Regions from separate parts of the Homo sapiens genome. Here region 1 is linked to region 2. A link is a loop called in an ENCODE intact Hi-C map of the cell type or tissue named here. Cell type or tissue: OCI-LY7. All regions are shown on one strand. Each heading gives the region's core, and the rest is flanking DNA. Links, peaks and the distances in the headings are about the cores only. Region 1 has its middle 5.5 kb from the start of DPF1. Region 2 overlaps SIPA1L3 (signal induced proliferation associated 1 like 3).

Region 1 (4,381 bases), core at 272-4,271, 180 kb before region 2:
TTGAGCCAGAGAGTGGTTGGATGCAGATATATGCTTAATTAATTAATCATTATTATTATTAGTTGAGATGGAATCTCTCTTTTGCCCAGGCTGGAGTGCAGCAGTGCGATCTTGGCTCGCTGCAACCTCTGTCTCTCAGGTTCAAGCGATTCTCCTGCCTCAGCCTTCCGAGTAGCTGGGATTACAGGCATGCACCACCACAGCTGGCTAATTTTTGTATTTTTAGTAGAGATGGGGTTTCACCATGTTGGCCAGGCTGGTCTCAAACTCCTGACCTCAAGTGATCCACCCACCTTGGCCTCCCAAAGTGTTGGGATTACAGGCATGAGCCACTGTGCTCAGCACAGAGATATGCTTCAGATAGCCTGCTCTGGCTGTGTGGGGAGAGCAGACTTGAGGGGCAGGAGCCCAGTGATGAAGCTGCTACCATAGTCCAGGCAGCAGACAATGATGGACAGGACTGGGGTGCAGGCCATGAAGTGCAGAGAGTGGGTGGAATCTGGATATGTTTTGAATGTAGAGACAACAGAATTTGCCGATGGGCTTGGAGTGTGTGTGCGAAAAAGAAGAGGAGAAGGAGAGTTCAGGATGATTGATTGCACTTAGAACAAAATCCATTTTCTTTATAATGACCTACAAGGTACTACATGAGCCGGGTCCTTGCTCTCTCCCCAGGCTGTCTCCCCCTGCTCACTCTGCTCCAGTCACACTCAATTGCTTCCTGATCTTTGAACATGCCACACTTGTTCCCAGCCCAGGGCATTTGCACTTGGTGATCCTGTGCCTAGACATGCTTCTTAGTGCATGCTGGCAACTTCTAGACCTTAGCTCAAATGTCATCTCTTCAGAGAAGCCACTTCTTCACTCCTTCAAATCAATCTGTTTTCTTTTTTTAAAATTATCTTTTATTTGCTTCTTTTTTCTTTCTGGAATCTGTGTTCTGCTGAATCTATTTTATTTTCTTCTTTTCTTTCTTTTTCTTTCTTTCTCTTGCTTGCTTGCTTGCTTTCTTGCTTTTGACGGAGACTCTCTCTGTTGTCCAGGCTGGAGCTCACTACTGCCTCCAACTTTCAGGCTCAAGTGATCTTCTTGCCTCAGCCTCCTGAGTAGCTGAGACTCCAGACATGCATCACCACACCCAGATAATTTTTAAACTTTTTGCAGAGATGGGATCTCACTATGTTGCCCAGGCTGGTCTTGTGCTATGGGGCTCAAGCAATCCTCCTGCCTCAGGCTCCCAAAGTGCTGGGATTATAGGTGTGTGCCTGGACTCTTCTCTTTTTCTTTTTCTTTCTTTCTCTCTCTCTCTCTCTCTTTTTTTTTTTTTTTTTTTTGAGACAGGGTCTCGCTCTGTCACCCAGGCTGGAATGCAGTGGTACAATCTCGGCTCACTGCAATCTCTGCCTCCCAGGCTCAAGTGATCCTCCCACCTCAGCTTCCTGAGTAGCTGGGACTACAGGCATGCACCACCACACCCAGCTAATTTTTTGTATTTTGGGTAGAGACGGGGTTTCGCCATGTTGCCCATATTGGTCTTGAACTCCTAAGCTCAGATGATCCACCTGCCTTGGCCTCCCAAAGTGATGGGATTACAGGCCTCCCAAAGTGATGAGCAACCACGACTGGCCCCATTTTCTTTTCTTTATAGCACCTTTCACTGTCTGAAATGATTTTATCTATTTATTTTCTTATTATCTGTCTTTCTCCACTAGAATGTCAGCTCCTTGAGAGCGGCAACTTTGTTTTGGTCATTGCTGTATCCCCAGTGCCTAGAAGAGTTCCTGGAACACAGCAGGCACTCAGTAAATGAACAAAGGCACTGATTAACCCCTGTGCTTGTTCACAGGCTGTCCGACATAGAAGAGACACCCAAATAGGCCTAGACAAGAATACACGACAGACCCTAGGGTCATCCACATACCCTGGGGACATCTAGAAGCTAGGGACCACCTGCTTCCGCGCCCGCGGTGCCTGGAGGGTGGAGATCCCGAGTTGGAGACCGAGCACTCCCAGGGAGGGAGGAAAGATGCTCTGGGGGGAGCCCCGCCCCTCCCTGTATCCCCAGCAGCCAATGGGAGCGCGGTCCTCCTGACGCCCCCTGGGACGTGTAGTCCGGGCAGGGGCGCCCTCGGGCGCCGCCGCGCGCCCCTAGACTCCACGTCCCGTCGTGCGCTGGGAGGCGCGGGGATTGGCTGAGCCCCGCCCCCGGCCCGCCCCGCTCCGCTCGCGCCGCAGCCCCAAGAATGAATGAAATCGTAGCGCGCTGGGCGGCAGAGCGGGCGGCGCAGGCCGGGCTGGGCCCGCGCGCGGCGGCAGCGGCGCCCCGGGCCGGAGGCGGCCCAGCCGAGCGGGCCATGGCCACCGCCATTCAGAACCCGCTCAAGTCGTGAGTGTCCCTGCCGTCCCCGCCCCCTGTCCAGACCCCCCCACCAGGAGCCCTTCCCCCGCCCGCCCTGGGGCTGAGGAGGGGGACGCAGCGCGCGGACCGTAGTTGAATGGGGGCCCCCAGCGCGAACCCTTGCCCCGGGGGTCCCCACCCCCTGTCGCCCCCTGGGGTTGGGGGCGGGAGCCCCTCCAGGGTCGCGGGGGCGCCTCTTCTTTGTCGCTGTCAGTGAAGGAATGCGGCGCGGGCTGGGGGTGGCGGAGGCCGTTTCCCCACCCAGAGTGGGGGTAGGGGTTTCCCTCTCCTCCATCTCTCCCTCAGGGTCTCCGGAGGTGCCGGGCCTGCCCCGGCCGGGGCTGAAAGCTCGAACACCTAAGTCCGGACCTCGGTCTCCAGGGTTTCCATCACCCGCTCTCCGCTCATCAAAGCGCCTTTCTCTCTTTCCCCTTCTTTCTCTGAGGACCCCGGCCCTCGCGGCCGCAGGGTGGGAGCTGAGACGTCGGGGGTCCCCAGTTCCATCCCCGCTGCCTCCCCTTTTTCCTCCCGGGATCCCGGGAACTGGAAGCCCCGAACCCGCCGTCAGTCTGGACCGCGGCATCCCTCCCTCTCCCCGCGCATACACATCAAACGGGAGCATCTCTGATCCCTTTGGGGACCGGCTGCCCAGGAGGGGGTGCCGGGAGCGCCCTCGGTCTCCGGGGATTCCCTCCCTTTCTCCCTGGCCGCGGTCCTCCGAGCGTTCGCCTCTTCCCGGGCCCGGTGGCTGGGAATCCGGAAGCCTGGGTCCGAGCCTGGCCCCTCCTGACCCTCTCCTCTCCTTGCCATCCCTCGCGCTCTCCACACCTCCCCTTCCCCCTCTCCATCTCGCTCTTGCTTCCTCTTCGGGATCCCGGACTCCACGTCCCAGCGCTCCCCACCCCCCGTTCCCAGGCGGTGACAGCGGGCTCCAAGTGACAGGCACTCGGCCGCTCCCGCCCTCCCTCCCCGCAGGCGAGCGAGGCGCTCCCCTCCCCCTCCTCCCGGGCCTGGTGGAGGAGGCGGAGGGCGAGCGCCCGCGGCGTCGCACAAAGGGGCCGGGGCGACCTCCCCCACCCTTCCCCCAACCCCGTGCGCTGGCTGCCTTGACCTTGAACATCGAGGGCTGGGGGCGGGGGTGGGGGGTGGGGGGAGAGAGGGAGAGAGGGAGCGCCCCCCTACCCCACCCACGAGAAGGGATGCGCCTGCTGGCTGGACCAGAGGCCGCCAGTTGCTTCTGGTTTCTGGCGGGAATGGGGGTGGGAGGTGGAGGGTGGGAGTTGGGAGAGGAAGGGGGGCAGGGACTTAGAGGCAAGCGCCTACACGTGTGGCTTCGCCGTGAGCAGGGTGCCGGGAGCGGGTGTGTGGGGCTCGGGTCCGTGTGAGGTGGTGTATGATGGTGACACCCCTCTGCTGCCCTCTCACCCTAAGTGGCACACACAGACAGCTGTCTCTCCTGTGAGGGGACATCCGCAAAATGGCTGGGAACGGGGCTCTTGTGCAGGTTGGTGGATCTACAGGCGATGGGGCCCCTCACCCTGACCCTGGCCCAGACCCCTGGGAGGAGGTGTGCTACAGCCGTGAGCAGGGGCCCAGCTACAGTAAGCCTGGACTGGGAGGGCCCTACCCCTCTGTGCCCTTCCCTTCCAAAAGGTCTCTGTGGGGGTGAAGGTGGGGACTCCCTGGCTCCTGAAAGAATGTGAGTCAAATCCCCTGGGGAGAAGGAGCTGCAGGGTGCCGCCCTCGGAAGTTCCGACTGCCTGAGTTCCAAAACCAGCTTGAGCCACGAATGTTCCCTGCCGTGAGCCTCAGTTTTGCCATCTGTGTATGGGGGCTTCTAACAGCCCTTACCACCCGATGGGACTGTCGTGGGGCTAAGGCCATCTTTGTAAAGCAGTTAGCACAGAGACTGACACTGACCAAATGTAGTGATTATTATTAGTAGTATCAATATTGATTTATGAAATTGATTTCTACTGTGGG
Region 2 (4,381 bases), core at 166-4,165:
CTCCCGCCTCAGCCTCTGGAGTAGCTGGGATTACAGGTGTGTGCCACCACACCGGGCTAACTTTTGTATTTTTTGTAGAGATGGGGTTTCGCCATGTTGCCCAGGCTGGTCTTGAACTCCTGGCCTCAAGTGATCCATCAGCCCCAGCCTCCCAAAGTGCTGAGATTACAAGCATGAGCCACCATGCCCAGCGCACACATCATACTTTTAAAAATTAAAAACTACACACGTGGAAATGAATATACAGCACTCGACTCAAATGTGAAAGAAAGGAGTAGCTCCAAGCCTGCTCTTCGGACAACTTTGACTATATTGTCTCTTGGACGACCCAGGAGAAGCCAGAAATTCCTCCACAGGCAGAGCCATTCTGACGTGCATTGAAAGTGAAAGGATACAACATTTGAAAGTTTAGAAACTTTAAAACAATAATAATGACGGTGATAGTGATAATAATTGCTAATGCTTTCAGATCACATATGTGTTAGGCGCTGTTTTTTTGTTGTTGTTGTTATTGTTGAGACAGTCTCACTCTGTTGGCCAGGCTGGAGTGCAGTGGTGTGATCTTGGCTCACTTCAACCTTTGCCTCCTGGGTTCAAGGGATTCTCCTGCCTCAGCCTCCTGAGTAGCTGGGATTACAGGCATGCGCCACCACGTCGGGCTAATTTTTGCATTTTTAGTGGAGACGGGGTTTCATCATGTTGGCCAGGCTGGTCTCGAACTCACGACGTCAAGTGATCCACCTGCCTCGGCCTCCCAAAGTGTTGGGATTACAGGCGTGAGCCACCATGCCCAGCCAGCACTGTCTTAAATGCTTTACATATATTATCTCATTTAATCCTCAAAATACCTTACAATATAGATACTACTATTATTTCCATTTTATATTTATGGCAGCTCTGAGGCTCAGAGAGGTGAACTAACTTGCTGGGTTACATGGCAGGGTCAGGATTCAAACGCAGGTCACCGGCTCCAGAATTTGCCTTCCAATGCCTGTGCTGACTGGGCCTCTCTTGGAAAGGGGAGCCTGAATTAGGTTAACAGGGGCATGAAGAGGCACTCAGCCAGACTCACCATCAGAGCATTAAAACCCCGGAGACCCCACTTGACACCCTTCGGATTGGTGAAACTGGGAAGCAGGACAACAGCAAAGTGGCGAGAGGTATGGGGAAGCGGGACCCTCCTGTGCTCTCGGGGGAACGCGGGTCAGAGCAGCCTCATAGAGAGCTCAGGAGTTCAAGATCAGCCTGGCCAATGGAGCAAAACCCCAGTTCTACCAAAAGTACAAAAATTAGCTGGGTGTTGTGGCAGGTGCCTTAATCCCACCCCTGGGGAGAGAGAATGCCTATCTCCGGCTGCAACTGACTCCTGGGGGTAAGCCCCATGGGTTCCTAAGGCAAAGGTAGGCGGATGCTCACTTGAAGCATGGTTTGAAGTGGGGTGGAGCTAGGGGCAACCTGGATGCCCAACACCAGGGGACCAGACACGTGAGCCGTGGCAGATGTACAGCATGTACAACTGTTCAGCTGCCAGACGCCATACACTGGACACACATCCAGCAACGTGGCTAGATGGCGAACACATGCTATTTGGTGAAAACCAGAAGAAACCGAAAGAATGAGATACAGAGCTCCAAACCCCGGAAGCTGACTCTTTACTCAAACCTCAATATATATTTTGCAAGGATGTGTGCACAGCTACAGACACACCGGAAATATTTCAGACTGGGGGAAGGAATGAAAGGACCTATAGAGGATGAAGATGGAAAGAGAAACAAAAACCTTCCCAGTGACAAGGGAGGAGACACCCATTTTTTTTCCCCACCATCAGACAAGTAGTCTTTGGCAGCCAGACTCCACTTGCCCCCTGTCCACCCCCCGCTTTTTTTTTGAGATGGGGTCTCGCCCTGTCGCCCAGGCTGGAGTGCAGTGGCGCAATCTCAGCTCACTGCAACCTCCACCTCCTGGGTTCAAGCGATTCTCCTGCCTCAGCCTCACGATAGCTGGGACTACAGGTGTGCACTACCACACCCAGCTAATTTTTGTATTTTTAGTAGACACGGGGTTTCACCGTGTTAGCCAGGATGGTCTCTTGACCTCATGATCTGCCCGCCTCAGCCTCCCAAAGTGCTGGGATTACAGGTGTGAGCCACCGCGCCCAGCCTGCCCCCTTTTTTGGGTGTTAACTGAGGGTGGATGATGCAGGAGGCAGAAATTGGACGCAAGTCACTAAACTTCTTCAAAAGAAAACCACACTTCTTTGTTCTCAAATGCCACAAAATCTGTTGGGCCTGACACGATTTGCTAACTTAGGGAGGGGACTTGGTCAGGGACTGAGCTTGGCAGGCATTAATGGTTGTCTACTCAGTTTCCACTTCTGCTTTTTTCAGCTACTAGACAACAGAACCCAGTTGGTCAAGAGTGATCAGGATGTGGCATTCCTCTAGTAACTTGACCGGCCTGGTTGAGGGGCACGTGACCTCAGCTGGACCAGCTGTAGACTGAGGGGAACCACTTATAACCATCAGTGGGGTGTGTTCTCTCTCTCCTGATGCCTGTGGACAAGGGCAAGTGGCCCTGATTATCACTGGAAGCCATTCTGGAACCAAGAGGCATACAGAGGCCTTTGGAGGCTGAGAACCTGAGTCCCTGACAGACATGCTTGAGCTGCTGATCCTATCCACCTGGTGCCCATCCACCCCTGGGCTTCTAGAACACATCACATGTCTTAACCATTGGCCAGATGGTGCCAGGGTTGTTACTTGCAACTAAAAAGCATCCTGACTGAGAACCACAAAGCAGCCTGCTATCTTTTAATTGTTAAACAAGAGAAAATCTCTGTAGGAGGGAAATGGGGCATTAGAGGCATGAACAGGAAGGGCCAATTCATCCTAGTGTATGGGAAATGTTCACCCAGGCTGCATGTCCCCTGCCCACCCAGAGGCACACGCACGATTCTCTGTGCACGAGAGCTCAGGAAACCCTCTGCAGTGGGTCACTGTTTCCCTCACATCCTTTACCACAGTGGAGTTACCGCCGGTTTCCCATGTTGTATTTCTCCTGATGACGGCAGGGGGTTAATCCCCAGCTGACTGGAGCTGAGGATGAGAGACAGGACCAGAAAGCCCAGCCTGGCACTCCTGCAGCTGCTCTGTTCCTGAATCAAAGGTCGGACTTCAGGATCTGGACTGCCGCTGGGGTCTCTAAAATGACACGTGGTCCGAGGCCCTCCATGAGGAGACCTGGCTGGCTGCGGTGTCACATCCCTCCGTCAGCATCAAGGGAAAGATACCAGTGTGGCAGGGGCGGGCAAAGGAGCGTGCGCTCTGGGGTCAGCCCGGCCCGGGTTCAATCATCGCTCTACCCACAGATCGCCTGTGACTGCCTCTACTATAAAGTGAGTGGCAGGAGGGATCGAGGTCGAAGGAGGAAAAAATAACACAAACCTACCCAGTGAGACATTGTGTCACTGGCCATGTCGGTTCATTCATTCAACAAATATTTACTGAGCAGCTCTTTCGGGCCAGGTCCTGTTCTAGATGCTGGGGATATGGCAATGCACAAGACACAGAATTCCTATGGTCAAACAGGAGCTCACAGGCTATACTATAGGGTGTAGACAGGCAATACACAAGCCCACAAATCCACTGTGATATGTGCCATGAAGAAAATAAACCAGGTGATATGACAGAGAGAGGAATGTGTAGGAGTGTGTGTGAGTGCGTGCGTGTGTGCGTGCGTGTGTGTCGGCGGGGGAGAACAGGCTGGCAGGAAGTATAGCAGAGTGATTATGAAGCCAGATGGTCTGGGTTCAAATCCTGGTTCTGCCACTTCCTACCTGTGTGGCTCACGCAAACAACCCAACTTATCCGTGCCTCAGTTTCCTCATGTGTAAAACTGGATAGTGCCTGCCTCACAGGGTTTTTGGGAGGACTAAGTGGGTCAACACCTATAACATACTTAGCAGTGGGGACCACGCCTGGCTGGGGAGCCCATCCACTTAAGGGTCTCTGGAAGAGCCACTCAACCACCCAGGTGGTGCTGTTAGGCAGCCACAGCTACAAGCCATGTGGGTTTTCTGAGACACGATACACCCAAGTGCTCTCAAAGAGAGCCCCCTCCTGCAGGATCAGAGCCACCTTGCTCTGAGCGGGCAGCTGTGGGTACAGCAGAAGGGACAGCAAAGCCCTCCACTTACTGAGCAACTGACAGACGCCACTCGGGCACAGGAGATGCCGGGTTGCGGGGTCAGAGGAGCTGCTCGGGGGACCTGGGCCCCTCCACACCCGGAAAATCCAGCAGCATCCCCAGGCTGCGGGCGAGATGGCGGATTCATGTGGGCTCTTGCTGGGGGGTTGTGGCACAGGGCCTCCCAAAACTCTCA

Evidence for each region. A loop is a pair of places that touch in the nucleus more often than their neighbours do. Peaks named below come from ENCODE experiments on the same cell type or tissue, not always from the same donor. Only the 100,000 strongest peaks of a DNase experiment are listed, where the experiment ranks them.
Region 1: it touches region 2 in a loop (7-fold over the local background); 3 of 110 quality-filtered maps call a loop at or near these places.

Annotation. Positions count from the first base shown.
Region 1 is chr19:38,227,564-38,231,944 of GRCh38, reverse strand. It overlaps a transcript of DPF1 not described here. Among named protein-coding and RNA genes, the nearest start is that of DPF1, 5.5 kb to the right of the region's middle. RefSeq lists a silencer at 1,966-2,345 and an enhancer at 3,696-4,381. In OCI-LY7, for the core only: no CTCF peak of the experiment used is centred there; a DNase peak (open chromatin) is centred at 2,124; H3K4me3 peaks cover 1,435 bases.
Region 2 is chr19:38,046,589-38,050,969 of GRCh38, reverse strand. The region is part of intron 2 of SIPA1L3 (signal induced proliferation associated 1 like 3); the gene reads right to left. Among named protein-coding and RNA genes, the nearest start is that of SNORD152, 110 kb to the left of the region's middle. RefSeq lists enhancers at 1,350-1,879, 2,533-3,281, 4,150-4,381. In OCI-LY7, for the core only: no CTCF peak of the experiment used is centred there; DNase peaks (open chromatin) are centred at 1,539, 2,359, 2,709, 3,759 and 1 weaker place; H3K4me3 peaks cover 3,142 bases; H3K27ac peaks cover 4,000 bases.